Regions from separate parts of the Homo sapiens genome. Here region 1 is linked to region 2. The links are chromatin contacts, found by Hi-C in ENCODE. All regions are on one chromosome and are shown on one strand. Each heading gives the region's core, a stretch centred on a gene start or an enhancer-like site at or near the end of the contact. The rest is flanking DNA. Distances are from core to core; before and after follow the strand shown. Region 1 has its middle 68 kb from the start of PTCD2. Region 2 overlaps TNPO1-DT (TNPO1 divergent transcript).

The links. A loop is a pair of places that touch in the nucleus more often than their neighbours do. Pooled maps may share reads with other maps.
Region 1: a map of endothelial cell of umbilical vein shows a loop between it and region 2 (3-fold over the local background). The contact joins two enhancer-like sites. A Hi-C loop is called at or near these places in 3 of 168 maps with a recorded cell type or tissue (CD14-positive monocyte, endothelial cell of umbilical vein and tibial artery) and 4 of 50 pooled maps.

The regions. Positions count from the first base shown.
Region 1 is chr5:72,386,607-72,389,846 of GRCh38, reverse strand. No RefSeq gene overlaps it. Among named protein-coding and RNA genes, the nearest start is that of PTCD2, 68 kb to the right of the region's middle. Within about 2 kb of position 1,651, at least 6 of the 41 ENCODE cell types and tissues checked have a DNase peak (open chromatin) inside an H3K27ac peak, as active enhancers do; they include endothelial cell of umbilical vein, where a contact is called at or near this core.
Region 2 is chr5:72,599,398-72,602,347 of GRCh38, reverse strand. All of the region lies in intron 7 of TNPO1-DT (TNPO1 divergent transcript), which reads left to right. Among named protein-coding and RNA genes, the nearest start is that of ZNF366, 93 kb to the right of the region's middle. Within about 2 kb of position 1,472, at least 9 of the 41 ENCODE cell types and tissues checked have a DNase peak (open chromatin) inside an H3K27ac peak, as active enhancers do; they include endothelial cell of umbilical vein, where a contact is called at or near this core.

The DNA.
Region 1 (3,240 bases), core at 402-2,901, 210 kb after region 2:
TTTGTAGACTGATTTTACCAAGTTATTTATTTCAAATCTGTTATAGTTGCTGCCAAGGAATTTTGATGTCATACGAAGTATACTGTGGAGAGGTTTTATACTTATGTCAATAAGTGAAGCCATTTCTCTGACGCTTTTTATTAATGGAGTTTCTATGAACTTGTTCCGTTTATAGCTGGCTATGGTGATGCATAAGCTATTAAAGCAGCAAGTCACACTAGCACGCTCACACACACACACGCACACACATCATCTTCATTCACTACATCCTCCCAAGGTAACCTGGGAGGGTTACCTATATCTTCCCAATATACCTTTAATAATACACACCTCCCACACAGACCCAATACTCCAGCCAATTTTAAGACAGTTGTACATAGACAGACCTGTTGCCCACATGGCAGCCTCTGCCAATCACGAAGAACAGGAGTTTGCTTGGCAGGAGAATCAGTCACCATCTCCGAGTTCCTATGCTTATGGCTGGTATGAGTGTTCTCTTCTGCTCAGATGTGAGGATTCAATGAAAAGTGCCTGTCAAATCTATGCATTTATGTGGAAATGAGACATTGTTCTGTAATGTCAGTGTGTGTTTTGAGGACGACATTGCCTGTAAGACACTCAATTCTCATTATTTTAAGAAAGCAGTGATCTAACTAGGAGATATTTTTATGTATGCATCTTTAGATTTACACCACCTTTCTTCCTGAGGCCCACGACCACCAGCCTTATAGAAGCCACCGTCATCTCTCACTGGACTACCGCTTTGTTTCCTAACTGGTCTTCCTGCTTCCATGTGAACCCCATTACAATGTTCTCCACATCAAATATTGAACAGTCACTTAAAAATGCAAATCAGTTCCAGTCCCGACCTGGTTTATGAACCCCTCAGTGGCTTTCCACTGCACTTTAAATAAAATAGAACTTGGCGCTGGGTGTTGTCCTCCCTGTACCCCAGCCAGCCCGGCTGAGCCACGCTTCTGAGACTGCGCCAAGTTCATCCTACGCAGCCTCTGCCTTGCTCTCCTCTGCCTGAGGCATCGCCTCTCCAGGTCCTCCCTAAACTGACTCCTTCTCTTTCTTCAATTCAGTCTCCTCAGCGGGGCCTCCCCTGACCAACTACCAAAGCTAACTTCTCCTTATTCTCCTTACAGCTTCCTATTCACTTTTCTTTTAACACATATTATCTATCTATAATTATGTGTTTATTGTCTACCTCCCCTACTTGACTGAAAATTACATATGGGTGTGGACCATTGCCACTTGTATCCCAAACACCTTGTTCAAGCATCCACTGATACCCCGAGAGGTCTGGGAGCCCAGGTTCCCAACTCCTACCATACCATCGGTGTGTTATCACCTGCAAAATTTTCTTTAACATTCTTGTTAACATCATCAACATAATTTTACTGAACAATTTGCCAATACCCTAAAATTTGTTAACTTTTCCAATAAAAATCTAATAAGAAAAGCTTTTAAGTCAGCAACAAGGAAGCCAGGATGTAGAAAACAGCCAGCTTTGACAGAAGAGTGTGGCTTAGGTGAGCATTTCATCAGTTTGAAGGTGCTATAGCCGATTTTTGTGGTAAGCTGAAGATCAGAGTGCAGTTCCACAGGACAGGATGCAAAAGCATGACTCTGCTGTCTCAACTCAGATGTTTTTACAATGACCTCATCATTTTATTTGAAACAATGAGAATTCCAGGATCATTGGAACATCCGTACTCAAAAATCATAAAGAAAATATGTTAACCTTTTCTTCAACTCTTCATGTCAATGTCTCCTTCCATTCGTATACATAACCAGTATGATTTATTGTAACACATAAATAAACTATTAAAATAACCAGTTTAAATTTTCTTAGTTTTTAACAATAAAATTATTTATACATTAGTGAAGATTTAGTCAAAGTCACAGCTAAAAATTATTGTGATTTTATGGAGACATATTTGAAATATAGAAAATTAGACATGAAGCTATTAAAAGACATATTTTACAATGGCTACATAGTTACACAGCTTTGGGGGAAAAACCAGATATGTTTATCACCAATAAAAAAAACAGAAGGCTAATTAAGACAAGAGCCTATTGTGAATCTCATTTAACTAATCAATTGAATTGACACGTTTATTGAGCTTCTACTATGACCTTAGGAAGTGTAAGACATGGTTCCAGCTCACAAGAAGCTTAAGTTCAGGGGGGAAAAGGGAGCACAGCGGCTATTATATTGTACATTTATTACATTAGTAAGTGTCTTCTTACATTTATGAGGTGCTTACCAGTTCCAAGTTCTCTGCTAAGACTTTTTGCATGCACTATTTCATTTTATTCTCACAACAGCATCATGGACTTTAACTACATAGCAATTTAACTTTTAAGACAACTAAGGCTCAGAGCAATTCATTGGCTGTCTACTGACATACAGCTAGTGAGTGGCTGAGTTAGAATTCCACCCAGATCTGCCTGATTCAAAGGTTCAGAGCTCTTTCTACCATCAAAAATGTGCTGTGGTGAGGCTTTCCCCAGGTAGGAATGCAAAAATAAGACCAGATAATAAAATGAAAATGTGAACTTCATGAGGGCTAGACCATGTTCATTTTGTTTCTCATTTTATTTCCCAAACCCAGGACAGTACCTGCACTGATTAGTATTTTTTGAATGAATGGCATCTGACAATTAAGCTTTGAAAGCAACAGATTTTAACTCAGAGCAGAGAGGCACTGAGGGGAGCTGAAAAAGACAACTCCCAGTTATATAAAATCTGGGAGAGCTGACTGAACATATTGTCATATTAGAATAAAGATTTAAAGCAGTCTTCAGAGAGGCTGGTTAGCCTTGAAAACATAGAAAAGGAGAGTGAAACTATAGAGGTGAAAGCTGATCTTTTTACATCCAGTTTATTTTTCCCAAATTTACCAAGGAGAGAAGCTACTGCGTCTTCCTGGGGGCTGAAAGAGAAGAATTGAGTGAAAGGGGAAGAGGAAGAAAGGCCAGGCCATTATAGCAACTGATCTTCACCCACAAAGAGGGAAGCAGCAGGCAGGAAAGAAGCACCCCCATGTAAACTAGGCAATAAAGCCCCATGAGTGTGACAGGACTATCTGAGAGTTGGGACACCCAGGAGATCAACCAAGGAGAACTCAAGGCAATGGGTTGGAATGTTATAGGACTTTAGTTGGAGAGATGCATGAACAGAATAGCACAGACTAGAACATAGAAAAATGAAACCGTGTGTGTGTGTGT
Region 2 (2,950 bases), core at 223-2,722:
GGGCCTTAGAATCCTCCTTTCAAAAGTGAGGTGTTTTCCTCAGACCATGCTAGAGGGAATGTAAAATGGTGCAGCCTCTGTGGAAACAGTCTGGTAGTTTCTCAAAAGTTAAACAGAATGATCACATAATCCAGCAATTCCACACCCAAGGGAACTAGAAAGATGTTCAAACAAAAGCTTACACATGAACGTTCATGAATTCTATTCATGGTAGCCAAAGAAGTGGAAATGACCCAATGTTCATCAACTGATGAATGAATTTTTAAAAGTGGTATATCCATACAATGGAATAGTATTCATCCATAAAAAGGGAGACATACTAACACATGTTACAACATGGGTGAACCTTGAAAACCTTGAAAATGAAGTGAAAGAAATCAGACACAAAAGGCCACATCTTACAGGATTCCATGTATATGAAATGTCTAGAACAGGCAAATCCATAGCAAAAAATAGATTATCATTTGACAGGGGCTGTGGGGGAGAGAGAAATGGGAAGTGCCTGCTAAATGGGCCCAGGGTTTCTTTTGGGAGTGATAAAACGTTCTGGAGCTGCTAGGTAGTAGTGATGGTTGACAATATTATGAATAGACTAAAAACCACTTAATTGTATTAATACACTTTAAAATGGTTAAATGGTGAATTTTATGTTATATGACTTTTATCTCCATTAAGAAAACGAGAAGTTTAAACTTAAATGTCTCAAAGATTTCTTAAAGCTCTAAGACTCGGTGATTTAATGACACCTTTCTAATACACAGTAAATGATCATTAAACGTGTGATGAATTGAATGGAAAGAAATGTTGCAATATAACTCAGACTATAGACAATACTTTCCTAATTGTAAAGGTAGCTGGATCAGATGACATCTTCAGGGTCCTGATATGGTATAACCTGTAGGAAAGAATCATCTTTAAATTAATGCATTTCACCAAATGTGTGCTGGTAAAGGCTTAACAACCAGTTCTCCAAGAAAAAAATAAAATATGCAATATATATGTATGCACATTTATTATAAATTTTTGCATCACCTCCCTGCAAAAATACTTGCACTCGAATCCTTCTCTCTGGATCTCCTGGGGAATGCAAACTGAAATATCTGTGTAATCTATTTCCTGCATTAAATCTTCTCTACTTTTGTACTTGTATAGTTTCTATTTTCCTGTTTAGACTCCAACTGCTGCCTCTCCACTGTGACACGGATCCCTGCCATAGCCCTACCTTTCTACCTTGCTAGGAAGGAGAAGGAGTCCTGCCAGGCCACTGTTCCTCACAGCAGCCTGAAATATAGGTCTGAATATATATAAACGATATAAATTAAGAACCTATAGGAGGCAGAGAATCCCCATTATCATTATGCATGGCATCATTGAACCACTCCTCAAGGTCTGGAAAGTGTTTGAATCCAGCCTGTTTGATTTCAAATTCTCTCAGATACTGTTCTATGGTGACTCATGCTTGGGCAAGTCTCAATGTTCTAGTCTTTTCCTTCTCAGGATTAAAAGGGCCCATTCTAGCTGTCTGCTACATGGTGCATCTGCAAAATAGGGAGCTGCAAAGGAGCTTTCTAGTGGGTTTGCTCAGTGCTGGATTACTTGGATGGGTGGGCTACTCAGGAGTTTATTGCACCAAACGAAAAAGCGTTGGAGGGGAACTTATGTTTGATATTTCAAAACTAGCATTAACACAGTCATGAGAAAAAAATGCCACAGAATTTTGTTGCATTTCATCACAAGTTTTATGACTTGTGCTTTGTCATAAAACAAACTTATTTTATGGCTTGGGGTTGTGCTTGTTTTACATGACATCTGTGCACAGTGTTGCATGACTATCGGATAGACACACAGCCCTATGTGACTAATGCCCCTGTGGTTGTGTGATGCAGCAGCCCTGGGAGAAGGAGGCATGAGAATAATTTTGATGCTGGTGGCTTCCATACATTTCAATATGCTCTTGGGTCTTTAATATACAGGGGAACTAGAAATCAAGAAGTTATGTGACTGCATGACATCTGGCTCTTAGGAGGTCAAAGGACGTAAATATCCAAAACAACAACAGCCAAAACCCAAGGTGTCTGTTAAGGGAAGCAGGCTTAGTGGGAAGTGCCCAGGAAAATCTCCTTGGAGGGTTTGTTCCTCAGGGAAGAGAGTAAGAGAGGAGAGAGAGCCCTTGGCTCGCATAGCTAATTGCAAGCAGGAGGAAGCGGAAAAAGAACATGATTAGCATGTTTCTCTCCTTCCCTCTATAAAGATGACAGAAGCAGGCAATCTGCTGTTTGTGCAGAAGGGGCATAGGGAAGGAGAGAAGAGAGCATCTGTTCTGAGAAACTGCTGTTTAAAAATGCAAGAAGAACACAAAGCAAAGGAGGAAATCTCCATTGTACAGGCCACTGGCTCTGAAAACCATGAGAACTGGAGAGGTACCTGCCGAGAAAGCCTCAGGTTGCCCTGACTCTGGATCTGGCACCTGGGCTCAGAAGCCCTGTTGGGGGCCTTCTTCTCTGCCCTTCAGAGCTGAGGCTTTCAGTTGTGGTCCCTGGCTGTGACCTCCAACTAAGGAACAGCCTTCCTAAGGACAGACATGCCACCCACGTCTGCAGTCAGCCATCCTCACCCTTACTGACCAGGGCTGTCAATTTTTAAAGTGAGTTAGCAAAGCTTCCTGGCCAGAGAGTGAGTCACAGTCTCTACCCTCACACCTCCTCCTCTGTTCTCTGTCCAAGAATTGATGCTAATTATTTTTGTGGAAAATAAGGAGAGCCAATGTCTCCAATGGATGATGTAACTGGGAATCCCAAAGTTTGAAGGCCTCCATGCTTCTGGAAGAATCAGGGAATGCCTTCGAAGGAGCCAGCAGAATGACCTCTCAGCCAAGCCAAATATCTGATGTCCTGAGGGTTGGTCTTGGCCTCTAGAGCCTCCCTCTCTTGTGGGAAGTATCAGGAGCAAG